Regions from separate parts of the Homo sapiens genome. Here region 1 is linked to region 2. A link is a loop called in an ENCODE intact Hi-C map of the cell type or tissue named here. Cell type or tissue: Calu3. All regions are shown on one strand. Each heading gives the region's core, and the rest is flanking DNA. Links, peaks and the distances in the headings are about the cores only.

Region 1 (4,741 bases), core at 2,242-4,741, 110 kb before region 2:
ACTAAAAATACAAAAAATTAGCCGGGTGTGGTGGCGGGCGCCTGTAGTCCCAGCTACTTGGGAGGCTGAGGCAGGAGAATGGCATGAACCCGGGAGGCGGAGCTTGCAGTGAGCCAAGATCGTGCCACTGCACTCCAGCCTGGGTGACAGAGCGAGACTCTGTCTCATAAAAAAAATAAATAAATAAAAATAAATAAATAAATAAATAAAAAGGCAAGTCCATATGGCCACAGCCAAATATGAACTTTTAAAAAGTGATCTATTATGACAGATGTTAGAATCATGGTATCTTTAAGGAAGGGGAATGAGGAAGCCTTCTGGAGTGCTAGAAATTTCTTGATCTAGGTTTTGGGTTTTATGATTGTAGTCATCAATGTGTAAGTTATATAACTTTTAGAAATTGCTATAGATTTTTAAAAGTACCTTTTAAAGACTATTTGAACAACTCTTTGAGGACTTTTGCTTATAAAATTAGACTTATAATTTATATTTAAAATTCATCCTTGAATATGGAGTAAATAATTTTAATTCTTGTTACCATATCAACTCATGTTCTTGGTTAGTGATGTGACAAACCAACTTTTAGTCTTTGAGCTCTACACATAGGAAGATGCCCTTTGGTCACAATGTTTTCATCTTGTGCTTTCTTTTCAAATGCAAGCTGTTCTGCTAAGCAGGAAACAACAGGCTCCTTGGCGTCTATAGACAACACTATTCCCAGGACTTGACAAACTACACTATGCAGGGAGCTCAGTCTATTCCTTTAGAGCAATTGTTTCCATTTTGTATCATGCCAAAGTCATTCAAAAGTAGTATAGAAAGTTCTTTCTTATGCTGAGAACACTCTGAGGTTTTGATCAGATGATTTCTGTTGTTTTTACTGACCTATATTCCCTAAATCCGTAAGAAAAAAGAAACATAACCATTTTACCTTATTAAAAAGAACATAATTAATAAGAACATATGCAGCGTATTTACCACCTAACCATAATATGATTAACACATGGCAGAAAAAAAATCTCTTGGGTTTAAAAATAGCTTTATTTAGCATACCAAAAACACAGAAACATAAGAAAGACCCTACCTAGTATAAACATAAAAATAGTTAAATACCATAATTTAATGTAAACCAAGCATCTTAAAATGAGAAATATTATAATAAAATACATACTATTTACACAGAACCAAGTTAAAGCTACCTCCACAGTTATTGGATCACATCATCAATCTTGAAGTCATCATTAAAAATGAAGCAAACACAACATATCTATCTGTACTGGTCAATAGGAAAAGAAGAAATCATTACATTTACTTTAAGGAAGTATAATTTTTTGTGACATTTAGAGCAAGGAGGCAGAAAGTGCCAATTCTAGGATTCCAGACACAACTACTGCACATGCAGGCATGTAAACCATTCTACAGGAAGACCACTGAGCCTGTTCTTTTATTTAAATGCAAACTGGTTGATTCAATTCAGTTACTCCTTAAGAAAGGTACTAAATATATTCTGTAAAAATAAACTTTTAAAAAACAATCAAAGGTGAATGTAATATCAATCAGGTAAGAAAGACAAAAGCATAAAAAATATATATTATTCCAAACAAACCCCTTAATTTTAACGAATGCTAAGAAACTCAGTTTATAAAACCAGATGGGGTAGCAAAAGGGATTTTAAAAAATATAAAAGCCAAATCAAACTCAAACCAAACAAACAAACCTAAGATAATGTTTCTTGAAGACAGTGGTATTTTGTTTATCCTATCATTATCATGCAACAGCCACCATGAGATCTGTGGCTGATAGAGCTATTACTGTGAAGTAGAATGTTCTTTGACCAACAGTCTAAAAAGCTACAGTCATTGATCAGTTTAAGCATTTGGCTTTTTGGCTTCAAACATCAACATTCATTCTGATACTGCAATTTAGGTGTCTCTAAAAAGCAGCATTATATCCAATATCAGCAGTTTAAAATGTAAAATAAAGTTGCAAGAAATCACACTAACAGAATATCCTGCTCCTATGTCTAATCCTGTAGCTCTAAAACTTTTGGTCTCTGGACCCCCTTACACTTACGCTCTTAACATTTATTGAGAATCTGGATGCCAAAGTACTTTTGTTCATGAGGTTTATATCTATCAATATTCACCATACTAAAAAAACCTGAAAATTTTTAAAGTATTAACTTATTTAAACATAGTAAACCCATTACATGCTAACACAAATAACATTTTATGAAAAATGGCCATATTTTCAAAAACAAAAAAAGAGATTTGTGAGAAGATGGCAATGTTTTACATTTGCAACACTTTTTTTGAGATAGAGTGAAAAGACAATGTCTTCACATTATAATAAAAATATTTTGATCTCATAGTCCCCCCTGAAAGGCTCTCAAGGAACCCAGGGGTCCATTGGCCATACTTTGAAAACTGCTGGTCTAATCTAAAGCCTGACATTAAAGACAAAAACATGTCCACACAAAAGGTGTCTTAATTTTCATTTAAAAATAAAGAAAAAAACCCCACACATACATACACAGTTCACTGGATCAAACACTTCTACCTTTAGCTTTAAATAGAAGCCAAAGATATCTGATGTGTACTCATGGCAAAAGTAAAAATGTCATTTCTGAGACCAGGGTCAAGATACAATCAATCATTTTTAGTCCATAAAAGCTACTAAACCTATTAACTAGCACACACGCCTTACTTCCCTTTCTATCATTTGCTTAAACCTGTTTGTGCTGTGTGGACTATCATCTTTCAGTTGGCACAGTTTCAGAACAGACCAGAGCATGGCAGGGGTTCTCTAACAGCCCACACACTCAGATTAGGAATATGTTACCCATTTATGGGGCAGCCTGCTCTATTTCTCACTGTGTGAAAGCTCTCATACAATTTAGGAAAACAGAGGGGAAAATTCTCCATGAAGCACAATAATAATAACATTACGAACTTAGTGTAGATAGCTCTTCACATTTTACAAATTTCTTACATACACACCATCTTATTTGATCCTTGTAAAGCCCTTAGAGAAGTGCAGGACAAATGATGTTATCCCCATTTTAGAGTTGAGGAGGTTGAGGGTCAGATATGATTCTTGCTCAAGGTACAGTGGTGGCAAGCATGTGATAGAGGGAGATCTGAGTTCAGGTCATCTGACTCCTACTTCAGGATTCCCCTCAGTGTTCCTCCTTCCTTTGGTTCCAGGGCAGGACTCGGGGAGGAGTCTGTAGGGATGGAGCTGGAAGCAGCAGGAAATGACACACCTGAAACCTACATTCCTTCTGCCTGCCTCATCAATCATTTTATCCAACGCTGAAAAGTTTGGAAGTGGTACAAATATTTCCCTTAACTGACCTAATGAATTTGCCATCAGTGCATACAAAATGAAACTTTATGAACAACTGTCTTGTTTTCTTTTATTTCTCAGCCAGCTTATGTTGGCAACCCATTTACAGCCTGTTCTCTCTGCTCCAAGAAAAAAGTAAAAACCCTACAGTTAAAAAAATACCTGATGAAAATACAAAAGGAAGTAGCAACAATGATGAGATCTGTGTGGGGCTATTACTAGATTTATTGTGCACCTAGCATAACATGGACTTTGCAATCTTCTTCTACCACTTGGAGGGCAATATAAAAATCACAGTTGATAATTCAATGGAAAATTACCTCCTAACAATCTTGAGGCAAAGACATCAGCCTATATAAAAATATTAAGACAATAATTTCAAAAATTTTATTTTAACTAAACTCTTAAGGGCTTGAAAATTCTGTGGGAGTAGGACAGAGTGTAGAACGTACAGTAAAAGGCAATAAAACAGTGGGAATAATTTTACCAGCTATGAGTAAAGGAGTAATGGGTATTTACTGCCTGTCATTAATCCACACATATATCCATTTTAGAAATTATTTTGTTGCCTGGAAATCTGTCTCATCAAGATGTTAATATACACCGCAGGAGATATTCAAGATGCTAAGAAAACACTGTTTAATTTTGGAAGTGTGGGGGAGTGGTCAACCAAAAAAAAAATCCCTATTACAAAACAAGCCGAATGCCACCAAATACCTTATTGCTATCTGCTGTAAGCAAGTTATCAGTAGCTTATGCATTATTGCTCACACACACTTTTTCTCTATTTATAACATCAAGAATGACTATGTGTAATTTTTTTCTTTTTAAGGTAGATGAAGAATTATCAAGTTAACAAAAGCCAGTCAGAATTAGAAAACATGCTAAGTACATCCAGTTTGCAAAAATCTACAGCATGTCACTGGCTATTACACAAATTCTTGATACCCTTGTTTTGCAATTTTGGTGAGTAATGCTCTCCTTCCAGGTGATTTAGGTAGAAGTTAATGGATTTTTAAGACAGTTTTACATATACTGTGTTGATGCATACACACGTATATATGCCTATACACACATATATACACTTACATGTATGTCTCATCACATCACAGAAAGACCCCCATTAGTATGTTTTCCCTCTTCATATATTTCCCCTAGCAAAAATGAGCATGGATAATGATTCTATAACAAGAAACAAAACTAAAGAAAATAAAACAAGTGTGAAGTGGTATGCGGTAAGAGTCCAATAAAATAAGTCAATGAACATTTATGTAGTGGTAAAGTGCTAGAAAGTTCTTCCATTAGTATTTTAAAAATGATTAGAGTAAAAAGAAGTTTGCAGCTTCATTTGATGGTGGTGACCACAGGCACCATAGGAATGGCACTGGCTGAG
Region 2 (7,408 bases), core at 2,042-4,541:
AAAAAAAGAGACTAACTTGAAGTGTTTTAGGAACAATGACTAATGCTATTTTTAAAAGTGAAATGAAAAAAAGTGCTTTTGCATTTAGATGAATAAGGGAGAAATGAAAAATAAGGGTTACTAATGCTCATAGTTCTCTGTCTGCTTTGCAGGCACAGAAGGCTAGACTAAGCAGGTAGCCAATTCTGACTTATTTTTAAACTAAAGAACCAATTCCATTCTTTTATAAAGTAAGTGATCATTTGTTCATGGTATTTTCTCAAATACATATATCCATTCAGGAGAAGAAGGCTGGAGGTGAGGAACAGGGGGAAGATAATTCCTGTTAGGAGCCAGAGGTAACTGGAAGGCCAGTGATCCTGGTGGAGTTAAGAGAGATGTCAAAGACAGTTTGGCAGAAATGGTTAGACCAAGCCTATCAGGGAACTGTAACATGAAGAGACCCATTAGCCAAAGGCCGAAAATACTTTAAGATGTAAAAGAAGTATAATACAACTGGTTAGATTACAGCTTTCTTTAGTTACATCACCCTTCAGAGAATACCATCTGGCAACCTGATTCATTTGTAGTACTTCCTAAATTCCAGCAGCAACCTATTTGTGTCTTTCTACAAATAGTTAATTTCACTAGTTTCAGTATCAGAAACTGGCCTTTTTAAAAACTTCACCTTTTTCTGATCCCTATTTTCCCTTTATCTGTAGAGTTTTTGCACCTCTTTTTAGAGGGATAAACTATGACTAATACATGAGAACATATTTCCACACAGTACTTATCCATATTCCAAATAATGCTGCTCAAATATTAAATACAATTTCAGAATTCTGAATTTCTTGTATTATCCCATGAACTTTATGCAATATGAATTACTATCTTTTTTTTCTTTCTTTCTTTCTTTTTTTTTTTTTTGAGACGGAGTCTCGCTCTGTAGCCCAGGCTGGAGTGCAGTGGCGCGATCTCAGCTCAAGGCAAGCTCCGCCTCCCGGGTTCATGCCATTCTCCTGCCTCAGTCTCCCTAGTAGCTGGGACTACAGGCGCCCACCACCACGCCCGGCTAATTTTTTTGTATTTTTAGTAGAGACGGGGTTTCACCATGTTAGCCAGGATGGTCTGGATCTCCTGGCCTTGTGATCCACCTGCCTCAGACTCCCAAAGTGCTGGGATTACAGGAGTAAGCCACTGCACCCGGCCTATGAATTACCATCTTTCTAACAGCATTTATTAATATATATCTGTAAGTTAGTTTATTAGGTGCTTATCACATGCCAGGCAGCTCTAGGTACAAGGGTAACACAAAAGACTGAGGTTCTAGTAGTAATGGAGAAATAAGGCAAGTTATATAAATTTAACAGAAAAGGGTGTGATTAATTCACTCTGGAGAAGATGGCAAAATTTTTCAAGAAGTGAATCAGGCTAAGTCTAGAAAGATGAATAGGAGTTCATCAGGCACTAGAAAAGAGAAAAGGCATCCCTAACACTCCCCGCCCTCCACCTGCCCCAAATTTGGGAAAATAGAAAAAGAAAGAATAACATAACAATAAAACCAGAAGAAATCCTGTTCACCTCATGCCTGGGGTTGGTGCAGGGGTGGGGGTTGGGCGGGGTAATTGTGTTTTTAAGTATACTTCAGATCAGAAAGTAAACGTTTATAAAACGGGATTTACAATCGAGGGAAAGGGGTGGAGAGGAGGAAGTTCAGTTTATTTTGTTGTATTAACTTAAAACAAATGAGTAAAAATATCAACATCTATGCTTGGGAACACATATACTATCTTTCATAAAAGTCCCTAAGTTTGAAAATGAAAGCATATGGAGCTTTATCCAATATTACAATATTTGCCCTAATGTTTTGTATCCTTAATATTATTTTCAAAGGTTCTAAAGTGAGTCGGCCCAAGATCTTGACAGCACATCCACACACATGCCCAATAATCCACTCTTGATTGAAACAATCAACAGTAGCCTAACCAACTTTTCACTTACCCTGGCTTGAACACCTTCGCATCCTTCAAAGTCTGGCTTTATAGTATGACCATCAACAGACAAATAATTAAGCTCTAAGTTTTGTCACTCAACCTCTTCATCCTTTCATTCAATTATTTCCTCTCAAATCCCATTAGTTTCGCTTTTCTCCTAAAGGGACTCGTAGAAAATACTTGCACAGCACAATCACAAAAACCAGTGGCTGGAGCCAGAGTCCAAACGCGCACACACTACTTTCCAGTCATATCCCTCTTGGGGCTGTTCCTACCAGTGATCAAATTCAGCGGACCAGGAAGAAGGAAAAACCTGAAGCAGGAAGACTGTTTCTCTTCCTTTCACTTCCCCCCACGCCGCCTCCCCCTCCCCCCGCTCTCCCATCCCCCAGGGCCGCACCGCGACCGACCTCGCACGCACCCCCTCCCACTGTCACCCGCCACTGCCTACAAAACAGTCATAGCCTTTGTTAAAATGTCCACGGGCACAATGGATCAGAAGAGGGACACATTCCCGGGGGTGGGTAAAGGAAAGTCACACGAACGCCACGCCCTCCTTGGGACTAGCCCGGGCCGACAGCCCACCGCCTCCAAATCCTTTCCCCTCCGACGGGGAATGTTTCTAGCAACTCTGCACCAGAGAAAGCAGCGCTGGAGGAAGGGATGAGCTTGGGACGTCCCTCATGGGCACCAAGCAGGGGACTGAACTTGAAGCTGGGACACCCTCCAGCACCGTTGGCAAGCCTCGCGGTCCTGCCCAGTCTGTGTGCGGACTTCCAGCCTGTAAACCCCATTCCTTCAATTTTTTTTCTCGTCATACCCACCCTCACCCACTCCCGCTACCACGCACTCCGCTCCCCACGCGGCCCTGGCCGGACACCCACAGGCAGCGTCGCTACCAACGCTACCGCATATCTGACGGGTTTCTCCTCGCAGAACCGAAGTCACCCCCACACACCCCAATCCTTCCTGGGGCGCTTCGCCTGGATCACGTTTCCCCAGCTAGGAACCCAGCGCGGCCGCCACACTCACAGCGGGTCCCGCTCCGCTACTCGCCGTTCTGCGAGCCGCACGTCGCGCCTGCGCGCTCCTATTTCTGCCGAGCCTAGCTGGAGCCAGGAACCGGGAGCGGACTGGAAGGGAGGTGGAAAGAGGCGGGGGCTGGGCTGGGGCGGGGTTAAGAGAGAAGGGGCGGGAACAGGGTGGGGCGCGGGGGTGGGAAACGAGGGGCGGATCCTCCACCGCTTCTGCTGGGAAGACCCAGGGCTCAGGGCATCCTGCTGGAGCTTTCCACTATTGGGGTTTATTTATAACACATACAGAAAAGCCGTCGAGGCCCCTCTGTGCACTCCCACACGCACCGTGGAGAAAGCCTGGCTCGGCGCGGGCCCAAGTAGTCAGCCGTTGGGCCGCCACGTCTCTCCTAGCCACCGCGGGTCCCCGCCAGCCTTTTTCTCTTTCGCATACATACCTCACCACACATTATTCCTTTTCCTAGTCATTTCTCCTCATCGCGTACTCTTCAGCCCTGGTGAAGTGAGGGGCATAGGGATTTCTCATCCACAGACCGCCTGTGTAGGGCATCCTAGTTAATATACCTCTTTGCTATGTGTGAGCCCAGATCGTGGTTGGTGACTATTCGACCATTGTCCACTGTTACAGCTCAGAGAATTGCACTTTCCTTGAGGAATAATTCCCTTGCCACTGTTTCCGGACAACTCTTGGTGACAACTATCTGCTTTTTCTAAAAAAAAAAAAAAAAAAAAAAACCGTCTTGTACAAACTTACCCAAATATCTTGAGAAGAAAACCCATCTTTGACCTCGCTTTTTAGGTAGAGCTATCTTAGAACTTGAATCTTAAACTTCTACAAGCCCCTCTAAGAAACAGAATAAAAGGCTTTTGCTATTGTGTAAACTTTGACCTAATGCTTGGAGGTTTTCTGGCATTTTGCATCATAAGGAGTCTAGCTTGATTATTATTCCATGCTGCATGCGTGCTTGGTTTTAACTTGTATGCTTTTCTGTTTACAGTCTGGTCAGCTGTGGCATCTCACATGCTTTCAGATCAGCTATTAAAATAAACACACGCCTGAGTGAATCCAAAGTGAATTGGGCTGTGGACCTGAAGTGATTTATTCCAAACTAAGTTCCCCTTCTTTTTACTTTAATTGTGATGGAATTAAGAAACATTTGGCTTATTAAGAATAAAAGAATTGCCACAGGACCACACCAATAGTCTTTCCTAGCAAGCATTTTAACTGTGATGGGAGCATTTTATGGGAGAGTTTGGTGATTGCCCTTAAAGATCTGAATATCCCAAAATTCTTCCATTTAACCTTTCTTGTCTTCCATTCATATATTTTACAAATCAGATTTTCTAGAACTCATTTCTATCTTGCACTTGTCAAATAAGCCTAGGGAGGATGTAGAGAGATATATTGCCAAAAGGTATATTGGTAATGTAGGCACAAATTTTGCAGGATTAGTAAGTCTGTAAGTGCCTGGAAGCAGGACTTTGTCCTATTCATTTCACTAGTAAAATATTTCACATACATGTTCTTAAAAAAATTGCTAGGCTAATAAAAGTAAGATTTGCATCCTTAATAAATGTGCATATGTGTTTTTTTAAAACTTTTCACTTGATTATTTTTTTCTTTTTTGTCTAAATTTTTCAGGATATTTTGGTTGAAATGACAAAAACTAGATTGAAGTAGATCAGGCAAAAACAGGAAGTTATTGTGTAACCCAAGTTGTGAAAGGGTAGGTCTATGATTGGCCATAGGATTAAATGGAACCAGCAACAGGAATGCTTTGAATTCCAGCTCAGGCTCTCAATACAGACAGGGTCATTCTAACAGAACATCTCAAAGTCATGTTCTGCTGGTTTGGCACCGTAGCCTGTTACAAGTTGCTCACACCTACCAAGTTCCTACCAGAGAGAAAGTATCTCTCTTCTCTCACTTCCAGTTTTTAAAGCAACAGTTAAAACATCTGATTGGGTAGAATTGAGTACCGTAACCACTCCTGAAGAGAAAATGCGTATGTGACATAAGAATGGGACCCAATTAGAACCACATGGTTAAAGAAAAAAAAATAAAGAGAAAAATTTCTAAATGAAAACAAACAGTAAGGGGGAGATGCCGTTTTCAGAAGAGACAGGCAATGGACAGACAAAAAAAAAAAGATGTCCACCATCGAAACTGTATTTAAGGAATACAGCCTTGGAATTACCTTTGACCCCTCTTTCTCTCCCTCTCCCTGCCTCCCCAAGTATTCAAGTATTAACAAAGCTGGTTAACAGTGTCTGTGTATTAGTTTTCTGTGGCTGCTGTACAAAAATTACCACAAACTTCATGATTTAAAACAACACAAATTTATCTTATGGTCCTGGAGGAAGTCTGACAAGAGTCACACTGGACTAAAATCAAGGCGTCAGCAGAGTTGAGTTCCTTTATGGAAACTTTTTGGGAGAATCTTTTTTCTTGCCTTTTCCACATTCTAGAGACCTCCCACATTCCTTCATTCATGGCTGTATTCCATTTTCAAAGCCAACAATAATATTACTCTGACACACTGACACTTCTGCCTACCTCTTCCACATGTAAGGACCTTTCTGATTATATTGGGCACATTAAGATAATCCAAAACAGTCTCCCTATCTGAAGGGCAAATGATTAGCAGCCTTAATTATATCTGTAACTTTAATTCCCTTTTGCCATGTAACATATTTTCACAGGTTTTGGGTACTGGCATGTGGATATCTTTTGGGGGGCATTAATATCCCTACTACAGTCTTTCTTTACATAAAAGTAACAAAGCCTAAGCCACTGCTTTTCAAACTGAAACACTTGTAAAAAAAATACTGATATCTGGATCCCATCCCCAGATATTATTATTTAATTGACCTGGAGTCCCTTGGCCCCTCTAAACACACACAGAATTAACTGGATCAGGATGGAGCATCTCACCCATGCTGGGCCACAGAACTTCCCTGGGGATTTAGAATAGTAGCAGGGAATTGGTAACACTGGGTGTCTGAAGCTATAATGTGTCAATTTAGGAACTATAACATAAGGAGAATCTTAGGAAAACAAATCTGGAGTGGATGGAAGAGGGGAGAAACAGAAAGAGGTAGACACAGTGCAGCTGAGCCTGGATCCTCAATGGTTGTCTGCCTCATAGTTACAATGGCATTCTTATCATTGGCTTCTATGAGGAACCACTGAATCCTCATAAGAAGGTATCTTATTTTGCTGAAGCTAGCTCAAGTTAATTTCTCTTGCATAAACCATAAAATATTCTAATTAATGTAGGATGAGAGCTTAACTTTCCTCCAATTACTTTTTTTCTGATATGTTTTTTGTTAAATAAATAAGGCAGGCTTAAGAACCAGACTTTTAGAATTGGTATTCCAGATCTTCTGTCTACTTCACCAGCATCCATCTCCCAGTTACCCCATATTATTCCACTCCTCCTTTCACTTTATAGTTACTCAAAGGCCCAGAAAAGGCCTCATAAATTATCTCAGCCTAATCTTCATCCAATAGTCCAAGTCTCCCTTAGACATACCAGTTAGGTATAAATCCAGTTCTCTTCTTGACTGATGTCAAGTCAATATTAATGACTTGCAAATCAAATCTCTCACACTAATCCCTCTCCTGATTTTCAGATCTCTAGTTACCTGGCTAATGGATTATTCCTCCTCAAGGTATAAGAAATGAAACTCAATTTCTCTTCCAAAATCTGCCTTCCTTCTTGCATTTGATTTTCTTCATAATGAAAATACTATGCACCCCGTCAAACACATTAAAAGTGGTAAATCACTCATGACCACTTTTTCTCTGTCCTCAGTTTTCTATTCATTCTACCTCTTACATGTTTCACATATTAATTCATCTTTCCTGCCTCACTTCAGATATATCACCAATCACCTGAGCTACCACATGGTCTCCCAGCTGGTTTCCCTGTCTTTAGTTTCTCCCGAATCCAGTCCACCCTTCCCAGTTCTGCCAGATAGCTTTATAAACACAAATGTGATCAAGCCACTGTACTACTTAAAGACATTTCATGACTCCTGTCCACTTTACCATAAAATGCAAACTTTTTCAGCACAATCAAATCTTGTTATCTGGCTGCTTTGCACCTTTGCAAACTCATTCCCCTACCCATCATATGCACCCTAAGCTGCTAGCTGTATTTACCTTATACTTTCGTGCTGTTAGGACTTTCCCGTTCTCTCTCTCTAGCAGACACGTTCTTACGGATCCAGCTCAAAGACAGCCACTATGTAAATTCTTCCTGGTGCCATTTAAGGCAAAGTAAATCAGCTATTGATACTCTGCTTGCTATCTCTGTACTGGCATCCCCCTTCCTAAGGCTTATGCTTTAATATATTTATGCCTACATCTTCCTCTTCACTGAGAGATCTTTGAGT

The links. Peaks named below come from ENCODE experiments on the same cell type or tissue, not always from the same donor. Only the 100,000 strongest peaks of a DNase experiment are listed, where the experiment ranks them.
Region 1: it touches region 2 in a loop (2.0-fold over the local background); 3 of 110 quality-filtered maps call a loop at or near these places.

Annotation. Positions count from the first base shown.
Region 1 is chrX:37,453,573-37,458,313 of GRCh38, reverse strand. PRRG1 (proline rich and Gla domain 1) reads right to left here. Exons shown (of 4, transcript NM_001142395.2): 4 at 1,023-4,741. The coding sequence ends at 4,693. Among named protein-coding and RNA genes, the nearest start is that of PRRG1, 110 kb to the right of the region's middle. In Calu3, for the core only: no CTCF peak of the experiment used is centred there; DNase peaks (open chromatin) are centred at 2,793 and 3,213.
Region 2 is chrX:37,344,993-37,352,400 of GRCh38, reverse strand. PRRG1 (proline rich and Gla domain 1) reads right to left here and starts at 3,037. Exons shown (of 4, transcript NM_001142395.2): 1 at 3,006-3,037. RefSeq lists enhancers at 2,219-2,729, 2,730-3,241. In Calu3, for the core only: no CTCF peak of the experiment used is centred there; DNase peaks (open chromatin) are centred at 2,550 and 3,060.